2 separate regions of the Homo sapiens genome follow, and region 2 is linked to region 1. Evidence: read pairs that join two places in POLR2A ChIA-PET (ENCODE). Cell type or tissue: PC-3. All regions are shown on one strand. Links, peaks and the distances in the headings refer to the core of each region. The heading gives the core; the rest is flanking DNA. Region 1 overlaps ZMYM1 (zinc finger MYM-type containing 1). Region 2 has its middle 14 kb from the start of SFPQ.

What was found. Peaks named below come from ENCODE experiments on the same cell type or tissue, not always from the same donor. Only the 100,000 strongest peaks of a DNase experiment are listed, where the experiment ranks them.
Region 2: POLR2A ChIA-PET joins it to region 1 with 7 read pairs; 5 of 35 experiments call an interaction of 5 or more read pairs at or near these places.

What each region holds. Positions count from the first base shown.
Region 1 is chr1:35,109,016-35,114,405 of GRCh38, reverse strand. It overlaps ZMYM1 (zinc finger MYM-type containing 1), which reads right to left. Exons shown (of 10, transcript NM_024772.5): 7 at 3,959-4,112; 8 at 2,494-2,634; 9 at 2,276-2,319; 10 at 1-1,429. Among named protein-coding and RNA genes, the nearest start is that of ZMYM1, 32 kb to the right of the region's middle. In PC-3, for the core only: CTCF peaks have their summits at 1,341 and 1,545 (motif pointing right); a DNase peak (open chromatin) is centred at 3,105.
Region 2 is chr1:35,176,046-35,181,435 of GRCh38, reverse strand. It overlaps a transcript of SFPQ not described here. Among named protein-coding and RNA genes, the nearest start is that of SFPQ, 14 kb to the left of the region's middle. In PC-3, for the core only: no CTCF peak of the experiment used is centred there; no DNase peak of the experiment used is centred there.

The DNA of each region.
Region 1 (5,390 bases), core at 188-5,187:
CAAATTCAAATTTGGAAACCAATGTCAGCAAATGACTCAATTCATCGGCGAAACTTGTATTTGAAGAATGGCTTGCTATAACTTCCAATGTTTCAATAATCTCTGGAAGACTGTCAATCACAGATAGTAATGTACGATCATGGACTGTCCAACATGATTGTGATATATGTTTCTTGCATGTTTTGTTTTGACTTAGCCTATAAATGTTTCGAAAATTTGCCAACATTTCCCCAGACATACAAATAGTGTTGAACAAAGAACTGAGAGTTTTTAGAGCACTTCGGAGTTCTTTTACTTCTTTACAAAACCTAATTATTGATAAATCCAAAAAGTGTGCATAACAATGTATGTATAAAGCTCTTGGTTCTTCTTTCTTGAATTCTGCTGCTATTTTATTAAATTTTATCTTCAAATTAGTGGTGCTATCATAGGCCTGGCCATGTATTTTATCCATATCAACTCCAATTTGCTGCAGATAAGTTTTGATAGTCCTATGTAAGTGGGTCCCAGTCATCTCCTCAGTATCAACAAAACCCAAGAATCTTTCCTTAATTAAGATAGCCTTTGATGATTTTTGTGGGTATCTTACACAAATTGAAAGCTGTTCTTTCATGGCACTATTGATTGTCTCATCACATATGATTGAAAATGCTGAGGAGTCATTGATCTCATTCACAATATCCTGCAACATTTCAGTCTTTATTATTTCGATAATATCACTTTGAATTTGTGTACTGTTATAGAAGTCAACTTGTGAATTCATAAGTCGAAATGTTTCTTCTCCTTTATCTTTTGCTCTCATTTCTAACAATTCTAAAAAATTGCCTTTATTCACAGATGAAACTGACTGGTCGTTTCCTCTTAAGGGTAAACACTGCTTTCCAAGAAATAAAATATTTTCAATTATAAGCTTTAGGTACTTTTTATTTCCCTCAATCTGTTTCGAATGAATAGATAAATCGTCACTGACAGCTCCATCACAAAATTGGTATTCTCTCCAAAATTCCAATGACTTCAAATGCATTTCACTTTTTTCATGCTTTCTGAATTTTTCCAGGGTTTTTTTCCAATTAGAAGTTCCGTGGGTTGCAAATGACTCTCTTCCACAGCTAAAATATTTTTGGCAGAACAACTGGCATGAATAACAGAATGCCACATCTTTTTTACTGTTTTCCAAACACTCAAAATCTGCACAACAAGATTTTTTAATACTTCGTGATTTACCTTTAACTTTTTGTACTTTGGATGTACATTTTGGGTGACATAGTTCATCACTTATTTTCATAGATTTCATATTGTCTTTTTGTACTTCTGTACTGGAACCAATTGCATGCTGACTGAATACTGATGAAGATGGTGAAACGCTTGGCTGTTCCGTACTACTACTAGCAACAGCATTACTGGGTTCACTAGGTGAACTCTTAGAAAGCTTTGGGAGAAAATGAGAAAAGAACATTTAACAGTTTTCAAAAATTAATTAAAATATCAAATATATCTACTCTAATAACATAGTAAAATAAATGGCTGAGTTACAGTATGAGCTCCACTAGGGGGAAACGTTAACAATTACGTATAACTTATTTATTTGCAATCTAGATTCAGCATTAAATGTTTGAAGGACCTTTTGGTATGTAATTGTCATAAAAATAATTTTTATTGCTCAGATGACTCAAATTGTGTAGTATTTTTTTAAAAGAAGAACCCAGAGGAAAAAAATACTTCTGTTTAAACAATCTACAAACATACACACACACCCCATATATGAATACATAATACATAAAATATATATTAAATATATAAATATAATATATAATAAATATACATTATAATATATTTATATTATATACAATATATTATAATATATTTATATTATATATTTATATTTTTATATATTATAGTATATATTATATATATATATAAAAAATCTGGGCCAGGTGTGGTGGCTCATGCCTGTAATCCCAGCACTTTGGGAGGCCAAGGTGGGCGGATCACCTGAGGCCAGCAGTTCGAGACCAGGTTGGCCAACATGGTGAAACCCCTTCTCTACTAAAAATACAAAAATTAACTGGGCATGGTAGCAGGCGCTGGTAATCCCAGCTACTCAGGAGGCTGAGGCAGGAGAATCGCTTGAACCCAGGAGGCAAAGGTTGCAGTGAGCTGAGATCACGCCACTGCACTCCAGCTTGGGTGGCAGAGCGAGACTCTGTCTCAACAACAACAACAACAAAAATCTGCTTATTAAAAAAAGACAGTGGTAAAAAAAGTTAAAACTTACATCCACAATGACATCTGCTGTTGCTGTTACTGAAGAAACTGTATCTGTTAAAATAGAGCATAAATTCAAGATCTTATATACTATAACCTATAAAATAGCATCATAAACTATATTTGCTTATTTCATATAAGAAACAAAAAGAAAATTTAGCATATAGACAGATTTATCAAGTATGACAAAACAATATTTATGTCAAATATCTTAACATCAACTTTTACCTTGTAAGACATCAGTGTTCATGATGGGCAAGGCAACATCGGTGTCTGCCAATGACACTATATTGCTTATAACTGGAGTCGTATCTTTCTTTGGAGAAAGAAGCTCTGTTGAAGTATCATGCACCACAGAAACAACACTTACTGACAACAATAAAAAGATTTCTTATAAACAAGGCAAAATCAATCATCAGAAAGTACTGTTTAGTAATACTGTTTAAAGAAATAATGCAAGCATCTAATAGCTTAAGGAATTGGTAGGTACTGAAGTAATTTTTATTAGGGCTTAGGAATAGCCAGGTTCTTTAGTATCGTATTTATAATTACAACATTACACTGAAAATTTACACTTCTCCAACATTTTATGTCTTTTACCTTTGTACACAATTTCCCAGTCCTTTTAAAGAATTTGTTTAAAATTATGAGCAAATTTTTCTGTGAAATTACTCATGAAGAAAAGAGATTCTGATTGAATCTCCTAATGGGCATCTATTTCAAACTCTTCCAGGATTCATAAACCTTAACATCAATGGAGCGCTAGGTTGGTGCCCAAGCCACTATTGCAGAAATTTCTGTAACAAGCCAGTTTGTATGACTTACAAATCCCAGAGGCATTAGTCACTCTATGGTCTATGTAAATAGCACCACTGGTCCTACATGAGGCTTTTTGATGGAATACTTAGTTGGCTCAGATTATTTGTGCTTTTTTATTATTGAGTCTTAAAGCATTTACAATCACTTCTATTTCATGTGAAAAATGTAATGAAAACTTGTTTTTACAAAACAGGGCTAAGTAAAACATTCTATATTCTAATAAAAGCAGTCTTGTAAATGTATTAAACTCTATATTGACCAAGTGCCTCCTATGTACCATGTTTTGCAGTAGGTGCTCAATATATATTGATGTAAACATACATATATTCATTTACTAAATAATCTAAAAAAAGACATGTATCTTTTAATTTTTATTATTATTATTTTTGAGATGGAGTCTCACTCTGTCACCCAGACTGGAGTGCAATGGTGCGATCTCGGCTCACTGCAACCTCCACCACCCAGGTTCAAATGATTCTCCTGTCTCAGCCTCCTAAGTAGCTGGGACTACAGGGACCCACCAACACGCCCAGCTAATTTTTTTTGTATTTTTAGTAGAGACGGGGTTTCAACATGTTGCCCAGGCTGGTCTCAAACTCCTGACCTCAGGCGATCTGCCCACTTTGGCCTCCCAAAGTGCTGGGAATACAGGCATGAGCCACCGTGCTTGGCCTACAAATATTAAATCTCTGGTGGTAAAGTAGCCTTCCTTTTATACAAAAATACTGAAAAACAGTTCTTTGCAACAAGTTTAGATTGTTTTGACTTTTAAAAGTCGGTTTAATTTGAAAATGAATCAAGGTTATAAATTAAAGTCAAATAATATTATTTATTAATAATTACTAAACCCCTACAATTGCTAAACAAACATTACCTGAAGAAGATTCCATCTTAGCTTTACTGTATGCAGAGAAACAATTAATAGAGCAGAAAAGCTCTGTCTTCCCCAAATCACTCGTAGTCTCAATCATTTCATCTGAGGGCTTCAATGGTTTGCAAGGAACAGATATAAGTGGTTTGGCAGGTTTCTGTTTAGAGATTAAAATAATATTCATATTCCTGGTATATGATATGTTGTTAATGAAGAAGAACCTATTACCACTGCTTTTAGTTGGAATATTAAAAAGAATAACAATTAAGACAGTTTTTACATTTTCTTAAAAAGACACTACAGATTGCAATAACTAAAAGAATATTGGCAAATCTGAAAATGATTTTTATTATTTATCAGATATATTTAACAGCAATAATAATAATACCTATGAAAGCAGTAAGGCCAGGTGCAGTGGCTCATGCATGTAATCCCAGCACTTTGGGAGGCCAAAGCAGGCAGATCACCTGAGGTCAGGAGTTCGAGACCAGCCTGGCCAACATAGTGAAATCCCGTCTCTACTAAAAATACAAAAAATTAGCTAGGTGTAGTGGCGAGCGCCTGTAATCACAGTTACTCAGGAGGCTGAGGCAGGAGAATCACTTGAACCTGGGTGGCAGAGGTTGCAGTGAGCTGAGATTGTGACACTGCACTCCAGCCTGGGCAACAAGAGTGAAACTCCTTTTCAAGGGAAAAAAAAAAAAGCAATGAAGAAAGTGGTCACAGAAGTTCATTTCAGGCAGTCAAAGCCTACTGGATAAACAAAGGCCTTATATAGTTATAGATCTGTCCTCAATGGTAGCTTGGGAATTAACTTGGGAAGATGTCTACCGATGCTGAGGAGGAGCCAGGAAGGAGTGCTTAACTTAAATACCTTACAAGATACTGTGGGAATCACTGTTTTTCTAGGCTAACTTCATGGTAAAAATTACAAGCATATTGTAAGAAAGCAGCATACAAGCAATAGAAAGTATAGAGTACTGTGAGTTCAGTAAGTAGTAACCATGCAAAAGAAAGGATATAAACTTTGAAAGGCAGGCATTACTGTAAAGATTATGCTCACCACCTATTCTTTCTAGTCAAACAGGAACCAATATTCCTGGATTTCAGAATATGTCAGAGCCTAGGCACAGTGGCTCACGCCTGTAATCTCAACTTTCAGAGGTTGAGGCGGGGGGATCACTTGAACCCAGGAGTTTGAGACCAGACTGGTAAAATAGTGATACCTCATCTCTAATAAATAAATAAATAAAAATAAAAAATTAGCCTAGTGTGGTGGCGTGCGCCTGTAGTCCCATTTACTTGTGAGGCTGAGGTGGGAAGGATCACTTGAGCCCAGGAAGACAGAGGTTGCAGTGAGCCGAGATCATGCCATTGCACTCCAGCCTGGGTGACAGAGTAAGACTCTGTCTCAAAAAAAGAAAGAAAAAATAAT
Region 2 (5,390 bases), core at 1-5,000, 67 kb before region 1:
AAAAATGGGGAAATTGTAATGTTACGCCTGTGCAATTTTTAAGTGGCATATTATGGCAGATTAAAATTTAGATACTTGGCTTTTCTTGGGCAAGCCACTAAGTTGTGGCGGAATGTTTTCTGGTGTTCTTGGACTGCAATTATGCACTATTAAAGTAGTGGCCTGCTACATAACTGCATTTAGCCAGCATTTCTGCAGTGCGTAACTGTGAGGAACGTAGTACCGCAAATGGCAATGGACATTAGGACCCGGATGTAGTATTCCTGCTTGCTCCAAGATTCTCATTGCCGACTGCATACAGGTAGGTAACAAGCAATATAATCTAACTTGGTGACTTGTATGTACTTTTATTCCGTGGGCATTCTGGCATCACATTTCTGACAATGAAATTACAGTGCAGCACCTAACACTTGTATGGTAAAGCTAGCTTACATCAAAACTGTGTGGGTGTGGGGTTAGAGCTGTAATTTGTCAGGCAGAATTCAGTGCTGTTGCAGTTCTCAGATAAAAAGTGCAAACTTGATTCTTTGGTATATCTGACTCAGTTGTGTGGTTTCCTTTAGTTGCATTGTAACTGAAGATAACATGGAACACATCAGTGGTGTGGGGGAGAGGGAACTAAACTATACTTGGGAACTAGGGTGCTTTTAGCACCTTGACATGGACCGTATAGCATGTGATAATTAGTCTCTATTGTAGCAAACTGACCTGCCCATAGATCGGCAATATCAGTAATTTCATTATGCAATCTTGGTAATTCTACAAGTTGAGTTGAACTAAAAGTACAGGTTTTTTTGTAATGCGATTTAAAATTTTTAAAAACATGGGCTTCATGAAAACACCATTGTTACTAACTTGGGCTTAGATGGGAATCTAATGTGAATAGTTCAAGTTATGGGACTTGTCTAAATGTGTCTATACTCTAAACCTGGGGGAAGGTGGTGTGGAACATTGACTTGACTACAGTCGAATACATGTTGGGAATCATTCCCAATCATAAGACATCGTCGTTTCTGTAGGATGACTGCATATGTTCAGAGTAGCTTTTTGAATTTGGTTCCCTTAGCTTTAGGGATGTGATGTTATAGTCCAAAATGTTTACAAGAAAACCTAAGTCTTCAAAAGCACAACTTTTGTTGCTTAGGACTTTGCATCAACTGTTGTTCCAGACCTCACTTCAACTTCTTGGTCTCTGAACTGGTTTTAGCTAGCATGCATGAGAGACAGTTTTCATGTATAATGTTTCTGCTCTGTAACTGGAAAGTGGTTTACTTTGCATAAATGCTGATGAAAACTTCATGACTATGAGACTTTTCTTCTGTGTATCAAGAAAAAGCTTGCTCGTTGGCAAGCAATTCACAAGGTGGGGACAGACTTGTACTTTAACATGTAGTCCATTCAAGCAAACAACTTTGGACTCTACTGATAGATGAAAGAGCAAATGATGACTAGTTTAGCCTCTGCATATCAACAATATAATGCAGATCAAGTATAATGCTCAATATTAGTGACATGAGTATCACTAAATTACATAGAACCCTGATGGGGTTTCCTGTGTCGTAATCCATTAAATCGGTGGCCAGTGCTTGCTGCCGTGGTTTAGTGATTGGGTGTTAGAAATAAAAACTCAGGTCTATTTCTTACCAGTCAGTAACAATTTTTAGAGAATGTACTTGGTATATAATATATGGACTTCAGGAACTTTATTGGGGTGGGGGGTTAATTTTGCCTTACCCTGTTCACTTTCAGATGATTAGGCTTTTGCACTTTAGAATGAGAAACTTGTGACGTTAGTGTGTTCTTACTAGCTTTAATTTGTATGTAGCAATGAATTGTGAATCTTAGTGCAGTGGGTTTTTTTAAAAAACTCAAAAAGCTGGGAATTAAGTGGTTTCAGTAATAATGCTATACCGAGGTGCTTGCATTGTATTTCATAATTTTGTTACAAACCAAAATTATTTTTAATGAGAACAGTCTTGGGTTCAGAGGTGTGATGCCAGAATGTATTTTCGTACTGTTAGGCCCTTGGAACAGATACCGGTGCTTTCTGAAAGATGAAAGAAATGCAATGGGTGCTCTTCATGCAAGGTTGCAAACCTACCAAGAATGCATAATAGTCTCACTTTTCCCCAATAAAGAGATGCGTGTGACTAGTTTTGGACTTTTAACCTTAATGGGGGTTGCATGTCTCCTATTGTTAATCATTGTCAGCTGCAGTGACATGATCCACAGTCCTGCATTTACTGCCTTTCACTTAATGATTTTGGACAGGTTTTAGAGAGCCAGGATGTTGGTCTGGGCCTTTATTTGGTTTTGGCTTTAGCTGATAATGTTTTAGTGATGTCAGCTAGTGCAGTTCTCAAATGGCTGCCTATTAGGGAAAGAATTCAGAGGATTTGACTGCTCCTAATCATCTGTCATTGCTGCTAGATAATGATTGGCAATTTTTAAGACTCAACTGGAAATCTCAACAGTTGCTGGTAAACCATTAACCATAAAAACGTTGCTTTTGAACACCAGTGCTGAAAAAAATATTTTTTTTTTTTTTTTTGAGAGTGAAAAGGGCTTGGACTTAAGATAGGACAATGTGGAGAATGGGGGGAAGAATGCAAAACGATATAGTATCCCTTATGGATGGTACATGTGCAACAGGGAACTCTTACTTCATATACCCTTTGCAGTAATCATTCAGGGAGGAAGAAAAACCTGGAACTTGAATGAAGGCTGATCTTTGTTTTGTGCACTGTGGCCCTGCCAGGCATATAGTGAAGGTGAATGTCTTCTCCCTCAGAAAAAAATTGGTTCCTTGCTGTCCCAGTAAGGCATAGCTTTTCCAGCCCTAACTTTAAAACTCAGTGAGGACTTAGATGGGAAAGAATGAGGTAAATACAAAGGATTGCAGGACAACAACTACAGCGTTGTGTACTGTGGGAAGGGGAGTTGGGCACTCTTGGAGGACTCCTGCTGAAGGTGGTCAGCCTGCCTGACAATGGAAGACATACTTGAATGGGGAGCAGGGTATGTGCTTTCATATGAAAAAAGAGCTGATGTTAAAACTCATTTGGTGAGGTCAACGTTGTCACATACCTTCACATAAGGGATAGTATATTTTGGGTTGCAGTCAAACTTGTGCTCAGACTGGTGAAACTGAGAGTCAGGCTTTTACATTTTAAAGAAAATACAGTTTTCATTCTAATTCAGGTGTCTACTTATTTTATGTAAGAATAATTTTAGATTTCCCCCCCACCATGAAGTTTCTTCCTATTTTTTTATGCTGTAACTTACCCCCAATCTTTATCTCTGGATTTTTACTCTTTAAATTTTGAAGTTGACTAGCATTTTCAAACCTTTATTTTATACCCTTGTCTTTTATATTAACTTTTTCTTATTATTCTTTAGGTAAGAATGATTGATGTTGGCTGATATTGGAGTGCTCATTCACATGAAGTAAGTTTCCTTTAGAAATCTTAACCCCTACAGGCTTTTGAGTTTGATTTAAATAATTTCATTTAGATATGTGGAGTGAAACTTCGATATTTGAGATGTTTACCGTTTCTAAGATAATATCCCTTTATTTTTGTTTGGAAATTAGGGATGTATGTGAGAAAGCAAGTGAGAGGCATTATAAAAATGTCAAACAATAGAATTTTTAAAAAGTGGATGGTTATATAACGGTCATAGAAGAACAGAAAAGAAAACTTGACTTAAGGGGAATAGGCCATATTGTCAATATTCAATTCAATTTTAGACTCCATCTAAAACTCCATGATTCTTTTTTTACTTAAGAAAATGTAGGAGAAGGTCAGGCATGGTGGCTTTACACCTATATTCCTAGCACTTTGGGAGGCAGAAGTGGGAGGATTGCTTGAGCCCAGCCTGGGCAAAATAGTGAGACCATGTCTCTACAGAAAAAAATATAGCCAGGTGTGGTGGTGTGTGCCTGTGGTCCCAGCTCCCTTGGAGGCTGAGGTGGGAGGGATCGCTTGATCCTGGGAGGTTGAGGCTGCAGTGAGCAAGTTAACATTTTTTGTTACAGGTGGATAGATACTTCTCAAGACATCACACAGCGTGAGTCAATCAAGGAGGGAAGCCACAAGCAGACTGACAACGTTTCTAGGTAAGTTAAATGATTCTTAGTCTGTTAAACTGTCTTCAGAAAGGCCCTTGGGTGGTACAAAAATAACAATACTAATGTGGGAACCATTAATTTTTTATTTTTTGAGATGGAGTTTCGCTCCTTTTGCCCAGGCTGTAGTGCACTGGCATGATTTTGACTCACTGCAACCTCCACCTCCTGGGTTCAAGCGATTCTCCTGCCTCAGCCTTCCAAGTAGCTGGGATTACAGGCATGTTCTGCCACGCCCGGCTCATTTTGTATTTTTAGTAGAGACAGGGTTTGACCATGTTGGTCAGGCTGGTCTCAAACTCCTGACCTCAGGTGATCTGTCCACCTTGGCCTCCCAAAGTGCTGGGATTACAGGCTTGAGCCACTCCGCCCTGCCTGTTAATTACAATTAATGCCATGTTCTTTCATTCATTAAAAGATTTTTTTTTTTTTTTTTGAGACGGAGTCTTGCTCTGTCGCCCAGGCTGGAGCAGTGGTGCACAGTCTTGGCTCACCGCAAGCTCCGCCTCCTGGGTTCACGCCATTCTCCTGCCTCAGCCTCCCGAGTAGCTGGGACTGCAGGCGCCCGCCACACACGCCTGGCTAATTTTTTTTTGTATTTTTTAGTAGAGACAGAGTTTCACCATGTTAGCCAGGGTGGTCTTGATCTCCTGACCCTGTGATCCGCCCTCCTTGGCCTCCCAAAGTGCTGGGATTGCAGGCGTGAGCCACTGCGCCAGGCCGATTAATAAGATTTCTTTGGTATTAGTTCACTTGACAGTTATATAATGTTATGTTTGAGAATTTGGTAACTCTGATTCTTGTATCCTTTGGAGTAATCATACCCTTTAATTAGCAGGATCAGGTGAGCTGTGTCCAGAAAACCAACGAGAAGGAGTGGAAGGAGGAATGAACGTTTCATTCTCGTTAATAAAGGCATTATCCTAATTATCCTTTGGTTTTGTTTTTGTTTTTTTAGTACTCGTTTATTTTCTAGAATTTACCTGACTTCAACGTATTCAAAGTGACATTAAAAAAAAAAAAAGATGGTCTGTATTACAGACACAGAACCAGATTAAGTATAATTCAGGATCCTATTGTGACTTGGCAGTGCTGCTTTCAGTCTCAGTTACTGATCAATTTTTATGGTCCATTTTAGATATTTGCCTTCACTGTAATTTTTATTTCTAAAATTAGCATGTTATTTAGCAATTACTACCTACATCTTGATTGGATTTCAGACATAGCATTTTGTATTTCCAACTTCTGTATGTACGAATTATAA